Regions from separate parts of the Mus musculus genome. Here region 2 is linked to region 1. The links are chromatin loops, found by intact Hi-C in ENCODE. Cell type or tissue: gastrocnemius. All regions are shown on one strand.

Evidence for each region. Peaks named below come from ENCODE experiments on the same cell type or tissue, not always from the same donor. Only the 100,000 strongest peaks of a DNase experiment are listed, where the experiment ranks them.
Region 2: it touches region 1 in a loop (8-fold over the local background); 38 of 42 quality-filtered maps call a loop at or near these places.

What each region holds. Positions count from the first base shown.
Region 1 is chr13:3,892,614-3,900,613 of GRCm38, reverse strand. The region is part of intron 3 of Net1 (neuroepithelial cell transforming gene 1); the gene reads left to right. Among named protein-coding and RNA genes, the nearest start is that of Net1, 22 kb to the left of the region's middle. In gastrocnemius, no CTCF peak of the experiment used is centred here; DNase peaks (open chromatin) are centred at 3,493 and 7,049; H3K4me3 peaks cover 1,976 bases; H3K27ac peaks cover 3,725 bases.
Region 2 is chr13:3,660,646-3,668,645 of GRCm38, reverse strand. No RefSeq gene overlaps it. Among named protein-coding and RNA genes, the nearest start is that of Asb13, 31 kb to the right of the region's middle. In gastrocnemius, a CTCF peak has its summit at 3,099 (motif pointing left); DNase peaks (open chromatin) are centred at 3,074, 3,784, 4,062 and 4,189; H3K4me3 peaks cover 234 bases; H3K27ac peaks cover 232 bases.

The DNA of each region.
Region 1 (8,000 bases):
TGTGAAGCTCATTTATATTCTGTCAATTTGTTGTCGAGAATGGCTGCCCTACCACCAATTATAGTTAAAGTATCAGTACACCAGGTAACGTGGTGGTCTGGTTCATGAATTAATATAATTTACTGGTGTCCTGTACTGTCGCTCAAGCATGATTCCAATTGGCCATTTCCGTCATATCATAGGTTGCTCTGACACTTGCCCAATCTTTAATTTCACTCTGCCTGACACTGCTCATATGGGCAGCTCTGATGTCATGACATGCTATTTGTAATAGGGTGCTAAGTCCTTATTTGGTTCGCCAGCACACCGAAGCTGTTTTAACCAGCAGTTTTGTATCGTGGGAGGCATTAACCTTGCTCTAACATCCTAGGGCTCTGCATTCTGAAACTGTTCCTGACATTGCCAGAGGTATCACACAGCATTCTTATCTGTTATTAACTCATCAGACTGGATCAGTTGTATAAAGCAGGTAGCTTAAATCATGGCCTGCCACAGAGATTTCTCTTGCTCACAGTCCCACCCAAACCTCAAGACTCTGAAAGTATCTTGATAGTCACCCTTTCAGGCTGTCTCCTTATCGGATCAAAGAGTTCCCAGATGCAGCAGAATGCTCCCCCAAAAACTGTTGGGCCCTGCCTACTGCTGTGTTCTAGGATTGGTGGATGAAATTTAGGGCTGCCTGTCCTTCAAAGGAGAGTCCAGAAAGCCTCCAGCCACTAGCTCTATTAAAACTTCCCCAGTGTGGTAACCTCTGAATTTTCATGCCATGTTTTTTATTTCCTAAGGCATCCAGAACACTTCCTGTTTCCTAAGACTAACATAATGTTTTATGGACTATCGGGGTCATTGCAAAGTCTGTGGCAAGCAACAAGACAGTTAATCTCAGAACATGAAAGAGAATATGGACTGCTATCCTCCCCTCATAAACTAACTGCTTCTTGTGGTCATCCAATGAAGGTTCCAAGAACACAGAGCAGATAAATAGTCATAGACCAGATGCCAAAGGATCTTATCCAGTGAGGGTGAGCGTCTGTCCAGTGGACAGAGTAAGAAGCTCCACTCCCGTGTACCACGAGCCACTGTCCTTCGCCACTGCCCTACAAGAAGCTCTCATGAGTTGAGTGTGCATGCAGGAGGCCACCGTGCCCCAGTCTGCTCCTTGCCTAATGGCTGTTGTCAGTGTCTCTTCCTAGCATGCGGTACTGCTTCAGATCTTAGCGTAAATGTAATGACTCAGACAGCAAGGACGCTGAAGTTGGCTGTTGCCACCACGATTCAGAAAACATTAAGAAGAATCTGCTGAATATTTTTTCAGAGCTTTTAAAGATTAATGGTAAAAATCAATTTTATTAATTAAAATTTAAAATGTAAATCAGTTCATTAAAACTACAGTTTTCCCCTATTAGTCACTTGTCGGCACTTTTTATAAAGCTGCTGCCTTGCCCTGCATTATCTCAATCCAGCCTAACCATGCTCTCCACTGTTGTGACACTGAGTGATTCGATTGCAGAAACCCTGTGCGTCCTGTCTGTAAGGCCAGTCACAGTGTAGATGACGATGCCTGGGATCCCACCATGGAATGAGCTCTCACTGACAGATGGCCTATCTTGAGATGTGTTCTCAGGTACTAGATGGACAGTGAAATGGGAGTTGAACATGTGATGTGTGTAATTAAGCCAACTTCCACCCCTGGCAGAGCTGTTCTTGCTGGGACATACAGAAGAGCCATGTAAAATGCACCGTGGAGTTGTTTCCTCAAGAGACTCTAAAGAGGGGAGCTTATTACCTGCCAGCTCCTGTGGGCTTTTAGTCAGAGATGCCCTCTGTGTCACCTGTCCCACACGCAGCAACAGTTAACGAGCACGGTGGAAGGCAAGCAATGCAGTGCAGGTGAGGCACGATGCTGTACAGGTGAAGGACAGTGCAGAGCATGTGAGGCACTGTGCAGTGCAGGTGAGGCAGGATGCTGTACAGGTGAAGGACAGTGCAGAGCATGTGAGGCACTGTGCAGTGCAGGTGAGGCATTGTGCAGTGCAGGTGAAGGACAGTGCAGTGCAGGTGAGGCATTGTGCAGTGCAGGTGAGGCATTGTGCAGTGCAGGTGAAGGACAGTGCAGTGCATGTGAGGCATTGTGCAGTGCAGGTGAGGCATTGTGCAGTGCAGGTGAAGGACAGTGCAGTGCAGGTGAGGCACGATACAGTGCAGGTGAGGCACGATACAGTGCAGGTGAGGCACGATGCTGTGCAGGTGAAGGACAGTGCAGGTGAGGCACGATGCTGTACAGGTGAAGGACAGTGCAGTGCATGTGAGGCATTGTGCAGTGCAGGTGAAGGACAGTGCAGTGTATGTGAGGCATGACACAGTGCATGTGAGGCACGATGCTGTGCAGGTGAAGGACAGTGCAGTGCAGGTGAGGCATTGTGCAGTGCAGGTGAAGGACAGTGCAGTGCAGGTGAGGCATTGTGCAGTGCAGGTGAGGCACGATACAGTGCAGGAGCAGGGGCTGAACTCAGAGTAAGGAGAGGGAAGAGTGCTGAAGATGCAGCAACCTGGACCAGTTTAGGTTCAGAGAAAATGGGAGGAACCAGCATCCTAGTGTATCAGAAGAGATGTGGCCTGGCAAGATGACACAGGAGGTCAAGGCATTGGTCACACAAGCCAAACACCCAGAGTCTGATCCCTAGAACTCGCAGTGGAAGGAGAGAACCAGGCCCTAAAGCCGTCCTCTGATTCATATCTGCACACATACATATCACACACATAATAATAATAATAATAATAATAATAATAATAATAAATCTCAAGATAGGAACTAATACACTCTACTGGAAATTATTATTATCCTGTGTATTTGAGACAAAGTCACCACAAACAGCAGTACTCATTTTACTTGGTATTTGTGTTATCTTTACAAAGAACAAGATGCAAACATCATCTTTTGTACTCTTGTTCAATAGCACTTAATTGACCTCAGCTAAGCTCTTTTCTACACCAAAGTACTTACTAAAGCTTGAATACACACACTTTTTAAATCAGTGACTTTTTAAAAAACAAATCCACAAATAACTTCATTACTCATTTCTTTCATAATGTTTCTGTACTTTTTTGTTAGTAGTAGATTTCTCAAAAGTTCCCATTTCTTTATTGGTGCTTCCTTTTTTAGTAACACTTTTGAATGTTATTTATAACTTATCTATTTTAGTAGAAAAATAATACATGTTACATATTTGTGATTTTTAAGTCTAGAGTTTTAAAAATAGAACAGTTCCTTGCATTTAGAAAAGGTCCTGAAGTATTTATGATCTGTGGAATGTGTTTTATGCACTATACAACATTTAAATAAATGTTTACATGAGGGTCAGAGGTATAAATAATCTATGTTTTTCTTCAAATGAAAAACTTGTTTATGTAATCATCGATATAGTAACCTAAACAAACGTGATTACCATGTTGAGAAAAGCAGGCTGCCCCTGCATTTCACAGTATTTCCTGTAGAGGGCAGCAGAGAACTTAGTTGGTCTTCGGCAGTCCTGAGCCTGCTTGCCAACTTACCTGATAAAAGGAAGCAGTACCTACAGCAAAAAGTGTTTTTTACTTTCAAGGTTGAGTTTACTTCATACTAAATGTAGGTTGAGTTTTCACCGTAGGCATAAGGATAGCCTAACAGTCCCCTTTTGGTAGACAGAGGACGCAGTGTGACCTTTCCATCCAGGCAGAACAAGGTTCTCTAACTAAAGCTGGGCCTTGCAAACCAGTAACTTTATCAGAAACTTGATTCTGTTTACCAAGCTGTGCTATTTTTAGATAAGTGAAGGATAAATTTTAATTTTTCACATCTTATTCCCCACACAATGGAAATTCAACCGGCTGATTACCTCCATGGTACCATCAGTCAAGAACTGGGAAAACCTTGCTGTTGAGAGCCTCACTGGGCATGACCACTGGTTGAAATAAGGCCTCTCCTAACGTTAACCAACTAATTTATCTCTGTGCCTATCCTGTTATTGTAAGTCACCTGAAGTCCCAGCCTTTGCCTGTGGTCTCCTCTTTAAGACATTAGCCATTATTAAATGAACATCGGCACAGGACTCAGGAGGTTTAGATTTGAAATCTCGCTCTTCTGAACCTCGTTCTAGTGCTTTCTACGCACTGTGTAGGTTACCAGAACATATGCTGAGGGGTTTATGCCTGGTCTCTTGTCTGGAAGATATACCACAACAAAGTTGAACACGTTCAACTCTTTCCAGGCACGGAGTCACCAGCACCTTTGGATAAGTTTCTTAAATTCCCATCTTTCTCCGTCTTCAAGGTGACAGCAGTGATGCTTTGTAGCATTATTAAATAAAGTCACATGCATGGAGCTGTAACACAGAGTTCCCTTCCTGTTCTTCACCCCTCCCTTTAAGTTTCCTCTTGAGTAAACTGAAGAGCATGGGTCACTAGTCTGTGCCAGCTGAACGTGGACATGTCCATGTTGTGACTTTGGGACGTTATCTAGTTGTCTTGTTCAAGATTAGACCACAAACCTACACATTAAAATGAAACTAAGAGTTTACTGGCCAAAGGTTTGTTGTTTTCGTTTGTTTGCTGTAAACTGTTTTGGTTTTAACTGGTCCACTATGCTAGATCCAGTTTGTTTCACATAGACTTTCTGCTTGAGACATCAGTCTTTCCCTCTAGGGTCCCAGCTGAAAGACGGAAATGAAAACTATCCTTTCCCCTCCTTATCTTGGCCATACTTCACACAGAGCTAAGTGGAAAAACAGTTTTGAGAAGACGTTGGGTAAGAGACCCATGAGAATCCCTGGCAGCCTCTTTCCTAACCCCACTGCACTTCCTTCTCTTCCCTGCTGGGACTGTGTGGCCATGCTGTTGGCCTCACTTGCGTTGGTTTTTAACTGAGGAAGCTAACTGGACCAAGTGTCTCAGCGGGTCCTGCTGGCCTACACTATTTATTTGTATTATCTCGAAGGACCTTTGATCTTACCTGAAAGTCCATGATATTCACGTGCCTCCAAGTGAAGCCGTGTACCAGCTGCTTTTACAAATAGTCATCAACTCTAAAGCAGGCTCCACCACTCAAACAGCAAGATGCAGAGCCCTGCGAGACCCTGGTGGTGGCCTGAATGTGTAGATACAGACATAGCCATGGCCCTTCCTGGACAAGGTGGTGCTAGGCTGTACATTGGTAAATCATGCTTTAGTCTCACCTCACTGTTTGCCACTGATTCTCCCGCCCCCTTGCCAGGATTTACCTCTGTCCCTGCTGACAGATCTGAGATGCTCAGTAAAGATCTGTAGCTCTTTCCCTTCCCTCTTCCCCTCCTTCTTGCTTTCTCTCTCTTTCGTTTACAGAATTATTTTTCCCCGGTGGTCATTCCTCCAGTATTTACCCCTTGGACTGTGTTTTAGTTCAGATTTTTCCAAAGAAAATCCATGCAGATATCTTCTCCACACCCCTCCCAAATGACTCCAGATCTGACTGAGTGGCTTCAGTTGTGTGTTCTTGTTCCTTCAGATGCAGTGGATCAAAAGAAATTTAGTATTTTCTTGCAAAATCATTGTTCAACTTGTGAAACAGTTGCTCATATGTTTAAAATCGTTGACACATTGCATTTGTCCTCAAGCTCTTGGTACCTTATGCCTTCTGAGATTTGCCTGGTTTCCCAGTCACCTTTAATCACCTTCAACACCTCTAGCCCCAGGTGCCTGCAAGGTCATCAGCCTGTGGCCTTGTAGGAAGGAGTCTGTCTCCTCATCCTTGTGCTCTTACTCAGTCCTGGGTGAAGCAGCGAGGCATTGGAGGTTCACGGAAGCCCAACCTGGAAGCCCAACCTTTAGAAGTTTCCCTGCGAGCTTTCCCACCCACGTGTCAGGCAGGAGGGTAGCCCTGAATGGCACTTGCTAACTACACGGCTTACTTGGACTTGCAAAAGCTTTTACCCCTGCCTCTCCATACAGCCTGCTTCCGCCGTTACACACTAGGGTCTCGGCTACAAAGCCTACACTTTATCACCCAAGAATCTAGAGTTGTGCCTTTTCATACAGGGCTTATTTTACACTTGTAAATACTTCACTGTAGCTTTCCAGTTTCCCAGCATATAATATCTGCACACTGTTAATTAAGATGGGCCTACCTACTGTGCAAAACAAATCCGGGAGGAAGTCCGCTATATCTCAGGTCCTAACTTGAGAAATAGTGCCCTTCCATATAGGAAAGTTTTGGACAAGTTGGCAGCTGGCCTCTCCTGGGTGGCTCTCCCTGGGGTGGGGCTGTTCTTCCCTTTAAAATGCCAGGCTTTGTAAGCTGGACTGTTGGACCTATGAAGACCATATCAAGATAAGTTTAGGGGAGGATCCTGCTGTGTGTTTTTATGGCATAAATGTCTCACACCAAGATCGGTATACTGATCCTGGAAATTTGAACTAGGCCCGTCTAGCTTTTCCCAGGACCAGGTGGTCCAATAGGAATAGAGTGGACTGAAGGTGCCCTCTGTGGTTCCCTGTCAGTCCTTGAATTTAAAAAAAGGGGGTGGGGGGAGCAGGAACTACTTTAGATTTTCTGTGCACAAAGTAACAGATGTACTGTGACATTTTCATATAGGCCTCTCCCCCATGAATCCTTTGGCCCCCATAGGAACCTTGTTTTAAGAGGCAGGTAATTTTACCGTTGTGCTTAAGCCGGTGCTGCTGGGTAACTAGGCTCTTCTTTACTACATAATTTTTTAACCCACAAGTCTTTGCTGCGTAGTTTTTTAACACATACTCAGCCCTTTCCAAGGCACTAATTTTAGAGAAATCTCTAAATTTTAGAGGTTCTCTGTCAGTAACTAAGTGCTAGAGAAGTAACTGAGATAGGTTCCTCTGGCGTTCACTCGGCCTCCTGTGGGCTTCGGCTCTTTCTGTGCAAGTTCCAGTGCCTTTTTTATTGCGAGGGACCGGCTTAGCTCAGGCAGCTCCGGGCTCTCGCGGAGCAGCCTAGGTGCGCGCCCCTCCGCAGTTATCGGGAGTCACGTGGGTCCTGGCCCCGCCCCGGACTCCTGAGCTCTGCGTGCGTGCTCGCTGCCTTTGCAGAAGCAGAGCTCCACCGCGAGCGGAGGCATGGGCGCATGGCTGCCGGGCCAGGCTGAGCTCTCAGAAGAAAAGCCCGGCGCCTTGGCGGCGTTGCCCTGCAGGGCTGACTCGCATGTGGACTAACCCGAAAGATTTGAAAGGACACTTGTAAAGCATGGTGGCGCATGATGAGATCGGAGGTCTCCTGCCCATTAAAAGGACGATCCGAGTCTTAGATGTTAATAACCAGCCCTTCCGGGAGCAGGAGGTAAGAGCAGACCGAAGGAATGCTTTCCAACTCCGCAGAACTTCTAAGATTTTAAACTTCACTTTCAAACTTTTAATCGTATTACATCCTAAAATGTGCAACTATTATAAGCAAGGCTGAAATGTGTTTAAGAACTGTGGTCTAAGTTTAAGCAATTTTTTTTTACTATAGCATAGCTAAAATTGTGAAAAGTTACATACAAAGGAGATTTTAAATATATGAGTCTCTGGGTAAACATTTCTCATGTTCGATATGGTTGTGCTTCCCCCCCCCCCCCTAACTTGCATTACTAAGTCATGGAGACTGTTTTAAGAAAGGAAAGAAAAAGAAAAATATTTTCCTCTCGATGCTGGTGAACAAGTGAGTAAGTCCGACCTGGGATGCGTGTTCATTCTTTCCCTGTGTAGTTAGGCTTGCCGTTCCCTTTTTCCTTCTGAAAGGGTATTTGAGTCGGGGGAACACTGCCTGCCTGGCTTTCTAAAGTCTTTATGAACATTTATGGAAAAAATTATTTCATGCAATTTTTTTGTAATCTTGGCAGTTGATTGGTGCTGCGGTGTTTCCTGCTGCCAGTAGAAATGGTTATGGGTTCAGCCTACCAAATCTTTTGAAGATAGTGATGGTTTTTTACGAAAAATATATATGTAATTGTCCATTTTTTAAATGAGCAGTTTAATCA
Region 2 (8,000 bases), 230 kb after region 1:
GGATAAAGAGAATGAGCAGCCAGAGAGTACCATACAATCTCAGGAGCAATAACAGGAAAGTGAAGAAGACCACCTAGAGAGAGCATTACGGTCAGTGTTGACTAGGAGTGTATCATGCATGAGGGACCATCTGAAGCACTTACTTTGTATCCTGGACTGTGCTAAGCTCAGACTACATTTTACACACCAGGAGTCCTTCATTTCTCACTTTTCTAGAATAATACAAAAGCAAAATTTCAGTTCCAGTCTATGGAGCCCATGGGGACCAAAGAAATGAGTATCCTGGGTCAACCCTGCATTTGGAGGCACCCTACCAGCCCCACACTTAGGACTGACAGCAAGATCATCCGAGCTGTGTGCACAGGGATGGCTGTGCGGAGCTAGGGGACATGTCACCAGCAGCATTCCACCACAGCCCTGGAACAGCCAGCACACCACCCTAGACTAAACAGAAGACAAGAAAACACTGCTTGCAAAGAATTGCTATTTTTACATCCCTTTTCCAGAATTACAATATTCTAAGATATAAATTCAAATCAGAAGGCAGAGTCAAAAGAGAGCAAAGGGCCGGGAACACACCCACAAGTGAGAAGGAGTCAGTCCCTCCTCCCATTGCCATAGTATTCTGGGTACCTCTGCTAAAAGAATACAAATTCTTGGACCCCTCATCCTTGACTGACAGAATCACTCCAGACGAAGGTGTGATCTAGGACTGTGTGTCTCCAGTCAAAAGTTCCCGTGATTCTCTGAACCACTGCTCAGAGGCAGGGACCCAGAGAGAGATCTAGATGCTTAAACGCAAAACAATCCACAGAGTCCTAAAAAGCACTTTAAATTCTATTTTATTATTTTGTGCATAGGGATATTTTACCTGCATGCATGTCTGTGCACCATGCGCATGTAGTGCCCCTGGAAGCCAGAAGAGGGTGGTGTCAGAAACTCTGGGACTGGAGTTTCACAAGGTTGTTAGCCCCTGTGTGGGTGCTGGAAATTGACCCCAAGTATTCTTCAAGAGCAGCCAGGGCTCTTAAACACTGAGACATCACTCCAGCCCATGTAAAAGGCACTTTACATGAAAGGTTGCTCATCTGCCAGGGAAGGGTTGAAGGTGCCCGAACAGAGCCACCTAGAGTTTCTGTTGTATCGTTGGCCTGTTGTGCTGTTACAAGGAATGTGTGGAATCTGTGTCCAGACAGATCTCTATTCTGGTCTGTTCTGGTCTGAATATTTTCCCTACCAAAACTCAGCCACCCTCCCACCCTTATTTCCAACCACTTCAACTTGACCCCTAGAGCAAAACTTCTGGAAACTTCAGATCTCTGACTGATGTCATCTCCGACTACCATCCCCCAAAACAGACTCCAATGGAAGGCCTTTCTCGGCTCACAGGCTTGGAACAGACTATATTTTCTCAGACAGGTTGATGGCACACCAACAGAAAAGGGCTAGCAATAGACAAAGGTAGTGATTTCCCTAAAGTCGCACAGGCAAGGGAAAGGCCAAACAGGTATCAGAACCCAGAGGTTCTGTGAACCAGAAGCTCAGCCCTGGCCTATTTCCTGCAGGACTAAAATCTGAATTGGAGGCTGGAAAGATGGCTCAGCAGTTAAGAGAACATCCCTCTCTTCCAGAGGACCTGAGTTGCAGTCCCTGCACACATATCAGGCAACTTAGAACCACCTATAATTCTAGCTCATGAGAAACCAATGCTTCTGGCCACTGCTTGTGTCTCTAATCACATGTGTATGCCTACACACAGACACACTCATATTAGTTATGCATACACACAACTAAAAGTAATAAAAAATAAACCTTTTCTAATCTGGCTATAATTACACACTGAATTCCAGCACTGGAAAGGCAGAGACAGAGGATCCCTGGGGTTCAGTGAACCAATAGCCTATCCCAGTTGGAGATCCAGGATGGGGAAGAGACACTGTATTAAAAGCTAAGAGCTGGAGAGGCAGCCCAGATGTTAAGAGCTCCAGGATGAGGGAGAGGCACTGTATCAAAAGCTAACATGGAAGAGCTGGAGAGATGGCTCAAATGTTAAGAGTACTTACTGTGCTCGCCTAGAACCCACACGGCAGCTCACAACCTTCTGTAAGTTCAGTTCCAGGAGATCTGATGCCCCTTCTGACCTCCTCAGGCTTTGGCACATATGGATGTGCACACACATATACATAAAACTAAAATTAAATTAAATGAAAAACATAGGCAATGATTGAGGATCAATACTCTAGGCTCATTCACATGCACACAGACAGACACACGCACAAGCACACCGTACGTGCACACATACACATACACACATGCACACACACAGAGAAACAGACTGATAGATTGACACACACACATGCACACACATACACGTGCACAGACAGACTGACTGACTGATAAACACCCATGCACACACACACATGCACACTGAATTAGCCAAAGTGTGAAAAAATCCCATTACACGGAATGAACGAGCCCCCTGAGCACTGAAGCACAGCCTGGTGACTATAGTTAAGAACCATGTGTTGTAACCTTGAAGTTGGCTGAGTCTTCCTAAGGGGTTCCCAACCACACCAGACACAATATCTACTTTAGCTGTAGTGATCATTGCACAGCAGGTACATACCACAATATCACATTGTACCCCTAAACCTTACAGGATGTTGTCAATTGTAGTTCTACAAAGCTGGGGGAATGTCTCGAAATTTAAATTTCATTTTAAAAAAACAAAAGACAAAAACAGAACCCCGAGAACAGAAAGTGTCCCTTATCTGAACCCTTAGTATTTCAAGTAAATAGTCTAATGGCCGTGGAGGTAATACTCTCCTAAAGTCAATTAGCTCAGTTATGACATGAGATCTCTGTCCACCTCCAACTACTAGGACGCAACTGTATCCGTTGTCCCAGAGCCATAGAGGTTGCATGGACTATTAACTGGACAGCAGTGAGGGACATCTGAAGAACACCAGCAGGCCCAAGCAACTTCGAGAACCCCAGCTACCAGTTCCCATGAGTTGACAGACAGGAGGGTACTTTGACCAGACTGGTGCTTTGGTGCCTCCATGTGGCCAAATGTTTGAACAGCAAACTGGCTACAAATTAAGGTCTGGGCCGCCTGTCCTTCAGAGCATGGCCAAAATCATTAAGAAACTCTTGTGCAGGCTGGTGAGATGGCTCAGTGCTTAAGAACACTGACTACTCTTTCAGAGGTGCTGAGGTCAAACCCACCCACCCCCAACCGCATGGTAGCTTACGACACCTATAAAGAGATCTGATGCCCTCTTCTGGCATGTAGGTGTAGATGCAGAAGTAGATGTAGACGAAGACAGAGAACTCCTACATTTAAATGTATATTTAATATATAATTAACATATGAATATTATAATTAATATAATTTATAACATATAAGATAACTTTATAAATTTAATATATAGGTATGCATTATATATTATACATTATATATAATATATTGTATAAATTATATCTAAGTATATATGTATATATATAAGGGAAGGCAGACAGACAGAAAGAAAACAGAAAATGTGTGCATATTGACAACTCAGGATCACAAATTTGTGCTTAACTGTTGGCTGACAATATTTTAGAGTGATTCCTTGACTCAGCCAAACTGCTCCCCCATCTGTCCCTTTCCTAGATTCATGACTTTTGGGTTTGCTTAGTGACCCGTTGTGTTTAACCATCTTGTGACCATTAGCTTGGGACTGTCCACTGGAGCATGGGATCTTTTCTGGGTACATAACTACGTAGTGAACCTGGCCACCTGGGTCTCTTGTTTCTTCTCCAGACCCTCACTGCCATCTGCCAGTGCCAAGGACTTCCATGGCTGTTCACGGCTCAGTGTCCACCCAAGAAACAATAAGAAATAAAGGAAAAAGAGAAAACCAACCCGAGGGTTTGTAACTGCTATTCTCAGTGACTGCAGGTGATTGTGCTGGGTCTGCAAAGGGATGTGGTCATCATCAGCCAGACACGAGGGAGGAGGGCCCAGGGAGCGGTATGCCTTGGCACTGAACTTTCCCTAAGGCAGCCATGGAAGTCCTTGGCACTGGCAGATGGCAGTGAGAGTCTGGAGAAGAAACAAGAGACCCAGGTGGCCAGGTCCTGTTCTAAACGTTACTCTGTTTCTAACCTTGCTGACTCTGGACTGAGACAGGGAACTATAGGGTCTATGACCCTGTTCTGCAGGCAGGCTGGGCTCACAAAGTCCATGGCCCTCTGCCAGACATCCTCATTGCCCTGGGTTTCAACCAACTCAGAACAGTTACTTATTCATCCCTCAACCCCACAATGTGGCTAAAATTTAGATTCCAGATTTCAAATACTGCTGAAACCTTTACCAATCGACCCCAGAAATGGTGTGGTTGGGAACCCTCTCTGTGTAGGAACCTTTGGACACCTTGGCATCTCCACAGCACCCCACCAACCATCCAATATCAAAGCTGGGTCTATCTGGAGAATGGCAGAAAAAGGCTGCTGAGATGCTGGGGCCTGTGTTATATGGGGAGCATGTGTAGGATTCAGAAAGAAGTCTCGTAAGGATAAGTAAGCTGCCTCCCACATGGCAGGTATAGGCAGGGACCACAAGAACCACTTCCTGCTACCCTCCTCCTCTCAGCAAACACCTTTGGGGAGCCAGGCCATGGGCTGGGGAAAGGATTTGGGGACGGTGGTACACAGAACCTGGCTCCCAACCACAAAGCACTTCATGTGTGAATACCTCAAAAGGCTCATTAGAAAATTATTAGAGAGGGCTGCTGAGATGGCTCAGTGGGTAAGAGCACTGACTTATTTTCCAAAGGTACTGAGTTCAAATCCCAGCAACCACATGTGGCTCACAGCCACCCATAATGAGATCTGATGTCCTCTTCTGGTGTGTTTGAAGACAGCTATGGTGAACTTATAATAATAAATAAATCTTTGGGTCGGAGAAAGTGGGGTTGGCCAGAGCAAGCAGAGGTCCTAAATTCAATTCCCAACAATCACATGAAGGCTCACAACCATCTGTACAACTACAGTGTGTACTCATATACATAAAATAAATAAATATTAAAAAAAAAGAAAATTATTAGAGAGAGCTGGAGAGATGACTCAGTGGTTAAGAGCACCGACTGCTCTTCTGAAGGTCCTGAGTTCAAATCCCAGCAACCACATGGTGACTCACAACCATCCATAATGAGATCTGATGCCATCTTCTGATGCATGTGAAGACAGCTACAGTATACTTAGATATAATAATAAATAAATCTTTTTTTTTAAAAGAAAGAAAGAAAATTATTAGAGTCAAGTATGAGTGTGACTGTCATGAATCCAAAAGCCAGGTGCTTTGGATATATTTACAAGCCATGCCCATGGAGACCCAGAAGGGAACTGATTCTTCAGGGATCGTCTAAGGAGATGCGCCAGAATTGTCAATCAGCTGAGCCCAGAAAAAGAAAGGATTTCCTTGTAGCTAAGAAGCGTCTATGCCCACTAAAGTCTTTTCAGAGTGAACTATAGACCAGGCAGTGTATGCCTGGGCACCTATTGTTCTTTTTTTGTTTTTGTTTTTGTTTTTGTTCTTTGGGGGGAGGGTTTGTTTGTTTGTTTGTTTGTTTGAGACAGGGTTTCTCTGTGTAGCCCTGGCTGTCCTGGAACTCACTCTGTATGTAGACCAGGCTGGCCTCGAAGTCAGAAATCCGCCTGCCCCTGCCTCTCAAGTGCTGGGATTAAAGGCATGTGCCACCACTGCCCTGCCCTATTGTTCTTATAAAAATACACACACACACACACACACATGGATGCATGTATATAACTTTTGTGTTGCTGCAACCATGTAGCTAACAAGAAACAGCATGAGAGAATTTATTTTGGCTCACAGTGTGAGTGGATTCAATCCGTCGTAGCAGAGAAGGCATGGCACAGCAACTTAAGGTCAAGACGCGAGTAGAGATGAAGGATGAAGGCTGATGCTTACTTTCTATGTTTAATCAGTCCACAGGCTGATGACGCCCACATTCAGCGAGGGTGTTTCTCCTAGGTCACTCCAAATCCATACAAGTTGACAATCAAGATTTCCCCTTACACTGTGTTCACATGGATATTGAAGAAGTGTTCAGATTGTATCAGAAATTACAATTCAGCCCCTAAAACCAGAGACCTACTTAAACCAGCCCCTAAAACCATAGACCTACACTTAAACCTACTCCTTGCAGAACTCCTGGGGAGGGTGTGCATGAGTCCATTTTCATCCATATCAAAGTGTCACAGACTGAACATTGACATTCTGAACACAGACTGAGAATACATCATCTAAGGCAGCTTCTCGGTCACAGAGGAAAGTTTAAGGAGCATGTCCTGTCCTCCTTCTCTGTCAGCTCTACTTGATTCAGTGATGACTTAGGCATATTTTTTCTCACCCTGTCCTCTTTTCACTAAAAGAAGCATTCTGGGAGATTGGAAAGGAGTGATAAGAAAGAGCCAAGATAGGGAAGCTGTGTGGCAGAGTGGGGGGGGGGGATTTCTACAACACCTGGGAATGTAGCTCAGTGGTTGAGTGCTTGCTTAGCATGCACAAGGCAAGGCCATCCTGGGTTCAGTCCCCAGCATTTCACAGAGAGAGAGAGAGAGAGAGAGAGAGAGAGAGAGAGACAGACAGACAGACAGACAGAGACAGACAGAGAGAGACAGATAGACAGAGAAAGACAAAGAGAGACAGAGAGAGATATAGAGAGAATCTGGCAAGGCTGTGGAAAATGAAGCAGCAATACCTGGGTTTAGAGTAAAAGTCCTGCCTTTGATTAAAATGCTTTTGCAGAGCATTGAAATCAGTGATCAAGAGGCATCATGGAAACTACTTCTGCGAACCTTTGAGCAGGGCAGGTACCTCCTGGTACCCATCACACACCATCAATCACAGCCCGGAGTGGCTTTGAGCTCAACACTCCACCCTCCTAAAGCCGCTAACTATTACTGTCCCATGAGCAACACTTAATATCCTCTTCCTGCCTCGCCAGCTTCCTCCTTCCTTCTGCTCTCCACCTGGCACTCCATGTCACATGAAAGGGATTGTTGACGTGTTTGGTGTGGTTTGTATTCTTTAAACAAGGGTTGGAAATTTTAAGTCATCTTTTTGAAAATTAGACTGGGAGGTTGACTTCTTCTCTAAGAACTCAAAAATGAAGTTTGGTGAGAGAGACCAGAATCAGGTAACTAAGAAGGTGTTATGGACTAATTTCCTGCATTGTGCTTCACACAGCACTATTGGAAGAACTGGGAGATTTAATGGAGGGGCGGGAGAGCTGTGTTAGCAGCTGCTGGGCTATGATCTGCTTACTTTCTAGTCTTTCTTACTAAGAGAAACTTACATTTTATGAATGTCAATGAACCAAGAAACAAATAACAACAAACCAACGCTGTAGATGAGGACTCCAGCTCTTCCTTTCTCTTCCTGGTAGAACATGGGTAACGTTGACTGGTGCCATGGCAGCCATTAAGAAGCTATGAATGGTTAAGAGAATAATAAAAATGCTTTACTTGATATAGTTGAGCTTTTACAAGGGTCGTCCAACTACAGTACATGAACCAAATCTGGATTCACCACTTCTTTCTGTAAATAAGATTTTATTGAAGCACAGCCTCATGCTTACTGACCTAAGGCTGACATTGGTCACAAACAACAGAGTAGCTACAGAGAGAGAGATGATGTGGACTACAGAGCTAAAAATATTAACTATCTGAGCCTTGACAGCAGCAGAAGGAAGAGGAGACGGAGACGGAGACGGAGACGGAGACGGAGACGGAGACGAAGACGAAGACGAAGACGAAGACGAAGACGAAGACGAAGAAGAAGAAGAAGAAGAAGAAGAAGAAGAAGAAGAAGAAACACCAGCTTCTGCAATAAACTATAGGCAGCACGGCCTACCACCTCCAGATTTTTTCTGGAAAAAAAAAAAAAAAAAAAAAAAACTTCTGGTTTAAGACCAGAGATTCCTTGTGATCAG